Regions from separate parts of the Homo sapiens genome. Here region 1 is linked to region 2. Evidence: chromatin contacts called from ENCODE Hi-C or POLR2A ChIA-PET data. All regions are on one chromosome and are shown on one strand. The core of a region is the stretch at or near the end of the contact, and the rest is flanking DNA. Distances in the headings are between cores, read along the strand shown.

What was found. A loop is a pair of places that touch in the nucleus more often than their neighbours do. ChIA-PET counts read pairs that join two places held with the same protein, here RNA polymerase II (POLR2A). Pooled maps may share reads with other maps.
Region 1: a map with no recorded cell type shows a loop between it and region 2 (25-fold over the local background). The contact joins the promoter of NOXA1 here to the promoter of PHPT1 in region 2. A Hi-C loop is called at or near these places in 1 of 37 single-sample maps with no recorded cell type and 7 of 50 pooled maps. POLR2A ChIA-PET finds 5 or more read pairs at or near these places in 1 of 52 experiments (B cell).

Annotation. Positions count from the first base shown.
Region 1 is chr9:137,419,382-137,425,207 of GRCh38, forward strand. NOXA1 (NADPH oxidase activator 1) reads left to right here and starts at 4,012. Exons shown (of 14, transcript NM_001256067.2): 1 at 4,012-4,325. The coding sequence starts at 4,149. It overlaps EXD3 (exonuclease 3'-5' domain containing 3), which reads right to left and starts at 3,781. Exons shown (of 22, transcript NM_017820.5): 1 at 3,733-3,781. It also overlaps the pseudogene LOC124902354. RefSeq lists silencers at 3,373-3,512, 3,523-3,662, 3,683-4,242.
Region 2 is chr9:136,845,391-136,851,490 of GRCh38, forward strand. PHPT1 (phosphohistidine phosphatase 1) reads left to right here and starts at 4,019. Exons shown (of 3, transcript NM_014172.6): 1 at 4,019-4,200; 2 at 4,623-4,747; 3 at 5,365-5,634. The coding sequence starts at 4,041. The coding sequence ends at 5,457. AJM1 (apical junction component 1 homolog) reads left to right here. Exons shown (of 3, transcript NM_001080482.5): 3 at 1-3,411. The coding sequence ends at 1,955. RefSeq lists silencers at 2,961-3,190, 3,411-3,470, 3,551-3,630, 3,811-3,870, 4,261-4,340 and 1 more and an enhancer at 3,991-4,270.

The DNA of each region.
Region 1 (5,826 bases), core at 2,762-5,261, 570 kb after region 2:
GTTTAAGGCCGGGCACGGTGGCTCATGCCTGTAATCCCAACACTTCGGGAGGCTGAGGCGGGTGGATCACTTGAGGTCAGGAGTTCGAAACCAGCCAGGCCAATGTGGTAAAACCCCGTTTCTACTAAAAATACAAAATTAGCTGGGCATGGTGGCTCATGCCTGTAATCCCAGTTACTTGGGAGGCTGAGACAGGAGAATCGCTTGAACCTGGGAGGCGGAGGTTGCAGTGAGCCAAGATCGCACCACTACACTCCAGCCTGGGCAACAGAGCGAGACTCCATCTCAAAATAAATAAATAAATAAAATAAAATAAGGTACAGTCCAAAATTTGCATTTTCTTCAAGGAAATTCATGGAAAGGACATTGACAAGTATACAGACTTCCGATAACCTGGGAGATCACACCAGTAGACCAGATAAAAACTTCCAGGACTCTTATTTAAAAGCTGATGCATTCATGAGGATTGTTAACCCAACATCATACAGAAAAAAGCGGCCGGGCGCGGTGGCTCATGCCTGTAATCCCAGCACTTTGGGAGGCCAAGGCGGGCGGATCACGAGGTCAGGAGATCGAGACCATCCTGGCTAATACGGTGAAACCCCATCTCTACTAAAAATACAAAAAAATTAGCCGGGCATGGTGGCAGGTGCCTGTAGTCCCAGCTACTCGGGAGGCTGAGGCTGGTGAATGGCGTGAACCCGGGAGGCGGAGCTGGCAGTGAGCCGAGATTGTACCACTGCACTCCAGCCTGGGCGACAGAGGGAGACTCCGCCTAAAAAAAAAACAAAAAAAACCCCAGCAAATTACATAGAACTGAACTGATAGAGGCCTGAAATGCTTTTTATGATTTTTTGTTGTTATCGAAACCTTGCTGACTCTTTTTATATTTTGTTTTCCAGAGTCAGAAAACCTTTTTCTTTTTGAGCTATTTATAGCTATAGCAATTGAGTGACATATACTTTTGTGAGCAAAACTGAAATATTTGTCTTTTTCTCTACCTGATTTCTCAAAAATCTGGAAGCGATTCATGAGTATTCTTATTTTATGGCAATGTAGTTCTTTGCATGAGTTCAGTAAGAATCTGTTGTCCTTGTAACAGGACACAATTGGAGACCCTGGTTATTCTACCAAGGCTTGGACTGGGATGACGTATTTTTGGATATGACGAGACTGCTTTGAGGAATCGAGGTTCGCTTTATAGAGCCAATAAAAAGCCCCTTGGGATGACTGGACTGGTGCCCTGTTTACATAGTTCCCTTAAAAGGTTCTTGGCCTTGAGGTAAGGAAAGAATGTCACTTTCCGACAGATCCAGGAACTTCAAGATAGTTTGGGACCTGGAGGACAGACATTCACCCCCCCCCCCAAATTCATACAGGTATTATACATACACTGTGATGGGGAGCCACTGGCTTGGCTTCCTAGACATGGGAAGTGTTTGTTTTGTTTAGAGACAGGGTCTCGCTCTGTCACCCAGGCTGGAGTGCAGTGGTGCGATCATAGCTCACTGCAGCCTCAATCTCCTGGACTCAAGCGATCCTCCCATTTCAGCCTCCTGAGTAGCTGGGACTACAGGTGAGCACCACTATGCCCAGGTAATTTTTAAATTTTTTGTGGAGACAGGGACCTCGCTATGTTGCCCAGGTTGGTCTCAAACTCCTGGGCTCAATGAATCCTCCCACCTTGGCCTCCCAAAGTGCTGGGATTACAGGCATGAGCCACCATGCCCAGCCCTCAAGTGGCTTTTAAAGGTCTATTCTGACCCTCTTGTAGTTCATAAGCATGATGATTGCCTCATGTGTAGGGTCTGTCTCCTTCAAACGCTGTTATGACGCCAGCACATTACCTGTCTGATGTGGGGAAAAAAAGTCTGAAATTCCTTATGGCAAAGTTCCAGCCAGTTTAGAAAGGAGCCTATATGGCCAATCACCACTGTTGTACTTTAGGCAAATAATCAGGCCAAATATAATCCTAAAATTTATTTTACAAGTAAATTGGTCTTACCAAGATTTATCTTTGGTAGAAATGGGGAAGTAGAGAAAAATTATGTTTCAGAGAAAAACTACAGCATACCTGTTACTGGATTCTAGCCCTGATCATTGTATTTTTTATTTTCCTACAATCTGGACTAAATCCTGAACAATCTTCTGGCTACAAGTCTCAAAGAAGAACCTGGCTGGGCAGAGGTTCACACCTATAACCCCAGCACTTTGGGAGGCCCAGATGAGAGGATCACTTGGGCTCAGGAGTTCGAGACTAGCCTGGGCAAGGTGTCAAGACCTAGTCTCTACCAAAAAAATTTAAAATTAGCCGGTCCTGGTGGCAAACACCTGTATTCCCAGGTACTCAGGAGGCTAAGACAAGAGGATCATTTAAGCCCAAGAGTTCAAGGCTGCGATGAGTGGGAATCGTGCCTCTGCACTCCAGCATGGGTGACAGAGCAAGACCCCATTTCTAAGTAAACAAATAAATAAAAAGAAAGAAGAACATGGATTTTAGTTTCTTCATGTTTTTAGTTGTCTCCCTAATGGAACAGGTTTGTTTTTTTCATCCTGGCATACAAATTGGTTATAGTCCTATGTGTTACTTCTGAGAAAATTAAAATTAATGGTGTTTCTAAAAACTAGAGATGATTCAACAGGTGACAGCAGTTGTATAAATTAATGACTTCACTGAGACCTCATGTTTGCCACCCTGTAATGCCATTCCAATTCAGTTTGTGGTGTTCTTAAAAAAAAAAAAAAAAAAAAAACTCCCTGAAATGTCTCCTCCTTCCCTGCTTGGCATGGGACAGGACTATGTGGGAATGAGCCTTCCCAGCAAGAGGGGACACTCTGACCCTCAGATTTTGATAATCAATGCTTTCAAGAAGAAAGATTTTGATCAAAAGGGGGGCAAATGAGAAAGAAAAAAATCATTTATCTGAGGAATGTAAAGCCCTTTTAAACTGTGGGCCCAGAAAGCTTGATGTTAAGTGCCAGAAAGCATTTCAAATGAAACCGCAGCCCCTCACTACCCCTCGAGCCAAGTAACTATCCACTGATGACACCAAGCCGTGGTCAATCGCGAACCAATGCCATTTCTACAAGCCAGTGAGCTCCTGGGCAACGTTCGAAACCACCTGCTCTCCGATGGGCTCTGTTTTCTTTAAAAACCTGAGCCTCTGTTTTGTTCTCCGTTGCACCTGGTGACCCAGGCCGCCCTCGACCTCTGTGCCTGAATAAACCCACCGGGCACCACATTCTGACCCTTTTAATTATTTTAGGTTGACAACTAATACAGGACTCAGCGCCGGTGGACAGGAAGCCAGGGCCCCTGCAGGGAGGCGCCCGTCCCTTCTCCCGGGGAGGGCAGGGCGGGCGCGCGCGCGTCCCACCGGGAGCGCCTCCTCCTCGGCGAGGGAGCGAAGGGCCTCCGGGTCCTGTGATGTCCGTGCTCGGAAGGCGCGGAGGAGGGCAGGCCCTGCGGGACAGGGCGGCGGGGTCGCCGGGGTCGGCTCAGCTCCCCGCGGCGTCCGGCTGCTCGGCGGCCTCCGGAGCGGGGCCCTGCGGGAGAACGCACCTTCCCCGCCCCATCGGGGCCTCAGTTTCCCCACCCCGGGAGAGCCGGCGGCCCGCCCCCGGCTCACTCCCAGCTACGGCCCTCACCTCAGGACGCGCACCCGGCCCGGCCCCGCTCTGCCCCCGGCGCCCAGACCGCCCACCTGGCCCGCGCGGCCCGGGGTCGCTCACCTGCGGGGCCGGGACCGCCCCACACCGTCCACGCCCGGCGCGGAACCTTGGCCCGACCGCAGCCGCTGGCCCGGAGGGCTTTATCCGGCGCACCAAGGCCAGCGCGGGCGGGGCGAGGAAGCCGGGCGCACAAAGCTCCCGGCGGAAGTCCGGCCGGGGCGGGGGCCGAATGGGAGGTGGGCGAGGCCTGAGGGTCTGGAGTGGGCGTAGCCGTTTCTGGCGGGGGCGTGGCCTTACCGGGGAGGGGCGGGCGCCTGCCGCCAGGGGGCGCCGCGGGGCAGCGGGGTTGCACCTGGCGCTTGGCGCCCGCACCTCTGCCCGCCTCGGAGACCCCGCAGCCCCGCGCCGCCGCCTGGCCCCGGCCCCGGCCCCTCCGCGGGATCCTGGCCCCTCCTCGAGCGCCGCCACCGGCCGCCATGGCCTCTCTGGGGGACCTGGTGCGCGCCTGGCACCTGGGCGCGCAGGCTGTGGATCGTGGGGACTGGGCCCGCGCCTTGCACCTCTTCTCGGGCGTCCCGGCGCCGCCCGCCAGGCTGTGCTTCAACGCGGGCTGCGTGCACCTGCTGGCCGGGGACCCCGAGGCCGCGCTGCGGGTGAGCGGGGCGTGGGGAGGCCGGTGCGGGCGACGCCTCCGCCTCGAGCCCCTGGGGAGGGCCCAGCGCCCCTCCCCGACCGTCACGGGGTCGCCCTGCCGCCCCCGACCCAGCGAACGCCCCGGCAGGTGGGAGCCGAGCAGGGGGGCCGCACCTGAGCTAAGCGAGGCCGCGCTGGGGGGCGCGGCGGTCACCGGGAGAGGCCGGGGCCCGAGGGTGACTCACACCGGGAAGGGGGAAGCTGCTGGGCTGGGTCAGGCCCGAGGGACCGCCCTGCCCTAAGGGGAAAGCGTTGCGCCTGTGGTCATGGCCGGGAGACCGGGTCAGTCTCCTCCTCAGAGCCCTCAGCCCTCCCCCAGCCCACTCCCCGAAACAGCCAGGAGTCCAGGGTGCCAGGGTGCAGCGGCCGAGGCCCTGCACGGAGCCCGGTGCCCTTCTCGTGCCCCCTCGCGTTCCGGGGCCGCCTGTTCCTGCGCATCCCAAACGCCAGCGCTGCCCACCCCCGCTCAGTCCCAAGCACCCCGCAGAAGCAGGCAGGTGCCCACGGTTACTGAAGGCTCGGTGACAGCAGTGATTTAAAGGAGAGGGAACTGCGCGCTGTGGGAGGGTCTCCACGCCCCTGACTGGCAAAATATCCCCCTTGGAGGAGACTGGGCAAAGCGCATGAGACCCCCCTCTCTTGTGTCTTAAAGCTGCGTACAAATTTACAATCACCTCCATAATGATTTCATTTTTTTGTTTGTTTCAAAGATGGAGTCTCGTTCTGTCACCCAGGCTGAATGGAGTGCCGTGGCCCAATCTTGGCTCACTGCAACCTCTGCCTCCCGGGTTCAAGCAATTCTCCTGCCTCAGCCTCCCTAGTTGCTGGGAGTACAGGCGCCCACTACCACGCCTGGCTAATTTAGTATTTTTAGTAGAAACGGGTTTCACCATGTTGGTCAGGCTGGTCTTGAACTCCTGACCTCAGGTGATCCACCCTCCTCGGCCACCCATAGTGGTGGGATTACACATGTGAGCCACCTTGTCCGGCCCACAATGATTTCATTTTAAAATGTTATCCAAGAAAGGGAATGTAATCTTTAGACACCAGGTGGTTCAGCAACAAATCCTATGTCCGGGGCTAACCCAGTCACTTGTGCTCTTGTGCCTGGTTTCACTACAGAGAGGGGACGCAGTGAAAGTCATACGACTAACCCACAGCATATGCATGTTAGGAATATGGGAACTTAGGAAAGCAGATGGAACAGCTATGATTCATAAAGCCGATCACGTGAGGGGCAGCCCAGGGTGCAGAGGGTGTCGCTGGAACTGCTGTCTCTTGTTAGGAGCCTTGCGTGACGTTTGGGGCAGACAGGTGGGTTCTGCTGGCCCTGAGCCGCCACCCCACATCAGGGCTGCGTGCCTGTGCTCAGCCGCCACACTTCACACCTGTGTGAACTTGGTTCAACGACAAGCCCCCACTCAGCCAGATTTGTGAAAGAGACCGTAGCACCCTTCCTGT
Region 2 (6,100 bases), core at 2,769-5,268:
ACTACGCAGGAGAGGTGCGCACCTTCCCAATCCAGGAACCGCCCTCCCGCTCCTACTATGGGGAGGCTCCACGAGCCTACGGCCTGCCCTACGGGCCCCGCTATGTCCCCGAGGAGCCCCGGGCCCACTCCACCGCCCGCCCCTTTTACACGGAGGACTTCGGAAGGTACCGCGAGCGTGACGTCCTGGCTCGGACGTACCCGCACCCGCGCAGCAGCCCGGCCTGGGCGGACTGGGGCCCGCGACCGTACCGCACCCTGCAAGTGGTGCCGCCCTCTGACCCCGACCCGTTGCTCGCCTCCTGGCACGGCGGCACCGGCACCAGTCCGCCCCGGCTGGCCACCGACAGCCGCCACTACTCGCGCTCCTGGGACAACATTCTGGCCCCGGGGCCGCGCCGAGAAGACCCGTTGGGCCGCGGCCGCAGCTACGAGAACCTGCTGGGGCGCGAGGTGCGGGAGCCGCGAGGCGTGTCCCCCGAAGGCCGGCGCCCGCCCGTCGTCGTGAACCTGTCCACCTCTCCCAGACGCTACGCCGCACTGTCCCTGTCCGAGACGTCGCTGACGGAGAAGGGCCGCGCGGGCGAGGGCCTGGGCCGCAACTGGTACGTGACGCCCGAGATCACCATCACTGACAATGACCTGCGCGCCACCGAGCGCCCGAGCGCCAGGGCCTGGGAGTTGCCCGGGGGCCGCACGCGGCCACCTCCCCACGCGGCCCCCGACGGCCCCACCTCTGGCCGCCAGCGGAGCCTAGAGCAGCTGGACGAGCTCATCACGGACCTGGTCATCGACTCGCGACCCACCGCCGGCCAGGCCTCAGAGCCCGCGGCCGACTGCCTGGGCCCCCAACTGCGCCGACTGCTGGACTCGCGGCCCGCGGGCTCCGGGGCCCCCGCGCTGGCGCCGCCACGCTCGCCCCCCGCCTCGGCCGGCAGCGCCGAGGAGCCCGCGGCCCCGGGAGAGGCGGCCGACGCGTCCCCCGAACCCAGCGCCGACGAGGACGACCTGATGACCTGCTCCAATGCGCGCTGCCGGCGCACCGAGACCATGTTCAACGCCTGCCTCTACTTCAAGTCCTGCCACAGCTGCTACACCTACTACTGCTCGCGCCTGTGCCGCCGCGAGGACTGGGACGCCCACAAGGCGCGCTGCGTGTACGGCCGCGTGGGCAGCGTGTGCCGCCACGTACTGCAGTTTTGCCGCGACAGCGGCCCGGTGCACCGCGCTTTCTCGCGCATCGCGCGTGTCGGCTTCCTGTCGCGCGGCCGCGGCGTGCTCTTCCTGGGCTTCCCAAGTCCAGGCTCGGCCGACAACTTCCTGCGCTTTGGCCTGGAGGGGCTGCTGCTATCCCCCACCTACCTATCGCTGCGTGAGCTGGCCACACACGCGGCGCCCCTGGGCAGCTACGCGCGCGAGCTGGCGGCCGCTGGGCGCCTCTACGAACCGGCAGAGTGCTTCCTGCTCAGCGTGTCCGTGGCCGTGGGACCCGGCACCGCGCCACCGGGGACACCGGCCCTGCCCGCGCCCGCGCCACGCAGCCACGGGCCAACAGTGCGCAAGTTCGCCAAGGTAGCGCTGGCGGCCGGCAGCCCCGCGCGGCCGCCCCCGGCGCGGAGCCGCGAGCCCGACATGGAGACGCTGATCCTGACGCCACCGCCGGGCACGGCGGGCCTGGATCAGGACGGCGAGGCGGGCCGGCGCGCGCGCGAGGTGGCCTTCATCCACATCCAGCGCGAGCTGCGGCTGCGCGGCGTCTTCCTGCGCCACGAGTTCCCGCGCGTCTACGAGCAGCTTTGCGAGTTCGTCGAGGCCAACAGGCGCTTCACGCCCACCACCATCTACCCCACGGACCGGCGCACCGGCCGCCCCTTCATGTGCATGATCATGGCCGCCTCCGAGCCGCGCGCGCTCGACTGGGTGGCCAGCGCCAACCTGCTGGACGACATCATGTGAGGCGCCGGGCCCACCAGGCCTAGCCCAGGCGCTGGCCCGAACCCTGCCCTGCCCACTCAGGCCCCGCCCGGCCCACCCAGGGCCGCCCCCGAGCCCCGCCAGGGCCCCACCCCGACTTCTTCTAGGCCCCGCCTCTAATTCCCCAGCCTTCCAAGCTCCGCTCAGTTCGGCCTCCAGCTCCGCCCAGGCCCCCACCCCCCGGCCCTTCGTCCCCGTAGTGTTCCTCACAGGCCCTTCGCCTTCCCACCCCCAGCAACCCCTCTCCCTCCTCCGGGCCTCCTCCCTCTCCCAGCTCGCCCTCGAGGATCCCCAGAAGAAGTCGGTCCTCGCCCTCGGTGCTCCCCGCTGGGAGGCGGGGTGGGCCTGAGGACCGCCGAGCTCTGCCTTCACTCGGAGGGGTCACTACTGCACAGACCCCACCCGTAGAGATCCGGTCCCCGTCGGTCCGCGGGGCTCTCGCTGGAGCCTCCCCGACTCCGGTTTCCCCTCGTCCAGAAGCCCGACGTAACCAAAGCCCAGTCTGTCACTTTAAACACGCCCCGCCCCGCCTCCCGCGGCTGTGTTGCCTCCTCGCTGGAGAACACCCTGGTCGACCTCTGTGCGTCCGTGTGCGCGAGCGCGTCCCGCCGAGGCGGTGGGCAGGGCGGACGGTGCGCAGTGCGTTCCCGCTGGTCGGAGCCAGCACACTAACCACGCCACGCGCCCTGCCGTCCCTTCGCCTCCAGCCGCTGCAGTCTGGGCCCTGCAGGAGCTGGGAAAAACCGCAGGGAGGTCTTCAGGCCGATATGCAAGTCTCCCAGCCGAAGGGGCAGGGGACCTGAACAGGGGAAGCAGAGCACCTGGGCCTGGCCAGAGCTGACACCTGGCTAGGAGAGGAAGGACCAAGGGACGGGGCGTTCCCAGGTGGGAGCCTGGAGGGCAAAGCGTGGTGCGAGCAGGTGAGGGAGAGAGCTAGTTGGTAAGCGTGGAAGCCCACCCGAGGGGGCTTGACCTGTCCCGAGAGGTCCCCGCACACCCGCTCTGGCCGCACGCCGTACTGCGGGCGTGGAGGCGCAAGCCCGGCGGCCCGGCCTCCACCTGTCCCCCAAGTGCACCCTGGTCCGCGCCCAGAGCTCTCTGGAGGGTGGGGTATGCGGGAGAGGGGTGGAGGCCAAACGCAAGGGCCCTCCTGGAGTCCCCAGCCCTACTTCGGAGCCAGGGGAGGGGGCACCAAGTGAGAGAAATTGGGCACCCCCGCCTCCGCTCCTGCTTTCGCACCCGGCACGCCCATCTCGTCCCCGCGCGTCTGCACCGGCCAGGCGTCCCGCTTGCCCACCCGCCGCCGCGCCCCGCGCCCCCTACCCCAGGGCCTCTGCATTCGGCCCCACCCCTGAGGGCCGGCCGGGAACGCCCCTGGACCGGAATAATTTCCAGGGGGCAAGAGCTTTCGAACCAAGTAAAATAGAACTTGAATGTAGCGGCTGCCGTTGCCTCCTTGTACCGGTAGCGGGGTTGGGGACGGAAGCCTTCGGTCGGTGGAGAGGAGAAAGGGAGAGGCCTTCGGGCGGTGGACGGGGAAGAGAGGGAGTCCTTCGGGCGGTGGAGGGGGTGGAGAGCGAGGCCTTCGGGCGGTGGAGAGCGGGGAGGGGGGAGGCCTTCGGGCGGTGGGAGGGGGAGAGAGGGAGGCCTTTGGGCGGTGGGGGCCACGGGGAGGGTGGTCTTCGGACTACGTGCGGGACAGGAGGTCAGGGCTGGCAAGTCCCTCAGGCCTCCCTCGTTGCCCCAGCCTCGCGGGCCGCCTAACTGCCCCGTTCCAAGGGTGCCACCGGACCCCGCTGGAGAGGAACTTCTCCGTTGGCTGGATTTCATCACCACCCATTCCCGATTCCACGTTTCCTTTAAGCGGGGCTGGCGGAGCCGCAAGGCGGCAAGGAACTGGATTGCGATTGGTCAGCACGTGCCTCGGTCGGCGGTACAATTGGCTGAGGCGCTGGGCCTTGGGAAGCATTCCCCGACGGGATTGGTCGTCGCTCTCGCAGAGCCCGCCTCCCGCAGTACAAGCGGCCCCCGGGTCGGGTGGGAGGAGGGGACTCCGGGAGGAGGAACATGGCGGTGGCGGACCTCGCTCTCATTCCTGATGTGGACATCGACTCCGACGGCGTCTTCAAGTATGTGCTGATCCGAGTCCACTCGGCTCCCCGCTCCGGGGCTCCGGCTGCAGAGAGCAAGGAGATCGTGCGCGGCTACAAGTGGGCTGAGTACCATGGTGAGGGCGGGACCTGCGGGCATGCCAGGGGCACGCCTGGCGAGGCGGGGGCGGGGCTGGCGGGACGGAGACGGGGCTGACGAGGCAGGGGCGGGGCTGGCGGGGCGGGGGCGGGGCTGCGGGCCGTAGCGGACTGCGCTCTGCTCCGAGTCCTGCCCCTGCTAGGTTTGACCCAGGCTGAGGTCCTGGGCGGGAAGGGCGTGACACGGCCTGACACCCTCCCCAGCAGTCTCCCAGTTCCCGCGCCCTCCCCGGTTCCACCCTCCTTCGCTCATTCATCCCTGTCCCAGCCTCAAGGGGCTTCGTCTCTCCTGGGGAAGGGGCTGTTCAGAGCTGGGATTTCAGACCCCTTCGGCTGGGAGTTCCTCCCGCGGCCTCCAAGGGCGGCCAGGGCACGTCCTGAGGCCGCCCTCCCATCCCAGCGGACATCTACGACAAAGTGTCGGGCGACATGCAGAAGCAAGGCTGCGACTGTGAGTGTCTGGGCGGCGGGCGCATCTCCCACCAGAGTCAGGACAAGAAGATTCACGTGTACGGCTATTCCATGGTGAGCCGCAGCCCCGTCCCGCCCTGCCGGAGGCCCCAGTACCAGCTTCGAGGCCCACCTGAGCCTGCTGCCCTGACCCGTGGCCCCAGCTGAGCACGCAGGCTTCCTGGGGTTCTCCCAGGGTCGGCGGCAGAGCCCTCCCTCCAGGGCCCATTGTGTTCCTGCATTCCCCCATGGAGCACACGCCAGACCTGAGGGGTGGGACGGACACCCCCAGACATGGCCGGCTGTCTCCTCTCCCTGCCTTGGGAGGCCTTGCTGGGCTCTAGCTGTCCTCCAGCACTTTGGGCCCTGGGCCCCCAGAGGCAGTCAGTACCTGGGTGGAGCTCAGAGTCCCCACCTGTGCTCTTCACAAAAACCACCAGCAGATGAGACCCACGTGCGTCCCTCTGGGCGCCTCAGGCCCCAGGATCCACCATCAAGGTTTGCTTGCCTGTGGAGGTCGCCTCTCCCCAGGGGAGCCCCCAAGGGCGGTCGGGATGGTGGGTTTGGCATCCCCAGGCACTGCCTATCCCTTTCCCACACTCGCTTCTGGTGTGGCTGGTGGCTGGATGCCCAGAGCCGGGTATCGGGTTGAAGGGTCCAGGTAGTGCCAGCAGGCGTCTTCTCTTCTCCAGGCCTATGGTCCTGCCCAGCACGCCATTTCAACTGAGAAAATCAAAGCCAAGTACCCCGACTACGAGGTCACCTGGGCTAACGACGGCTACTGAGCACTCCCAGCCCGGGGCCTGCTGCCTCCAGCAGCCACTTCAGAGCCCCCGCCTTTGCCTGCACTCCTCTTGCAGGGCTGGCCCTGCCTGCTCCTGCGGCAGCCTCTGGTGACGTGCTGTCCACCAGGCCTTGGAGACAGGCTAGCCTGGCCACAGAATTAAACGTGTTGCCACACCTGCCGGCTTCTGAACTCTGTCCTTGGCTTCCTGCACCCTGCGTCACCACCTCCGGGGGCCCCCAGACCCTAACTAAAGCAGGTGGGTGGGGGAACACAGGAGTGGCCCCAGGGAGTGGCGGTGCACACTCAGCCCTTTGGGGTCTGATAAAGGGGCCCGCTGATGGCCTGACTGCTCTTCCCACGGCCATCGTCCTCCAGGGCATCTTGGAGGAGGTCTGGCAAGCCCTTGCGAGAGGAGTCAGGGCCTGGTCCCTCGGGCTGGCCAAGACCTGGGGCGCCCACCAGTGCTCCCTCCTATGAGCCCATCCCAGGGCTCCCCAGTGTCCTGTCTGCCCTGAGGCTCCTTCCGTGACCTGCAGGCTCCTTCCATGACCAGCCCCATGGGGCCTACCAGTATCCAGGGTCAGGTCGCACAGCTGCATCTACCCCACAGGCTCACGTTGACTCTGGAGGCCCCTCCCAGG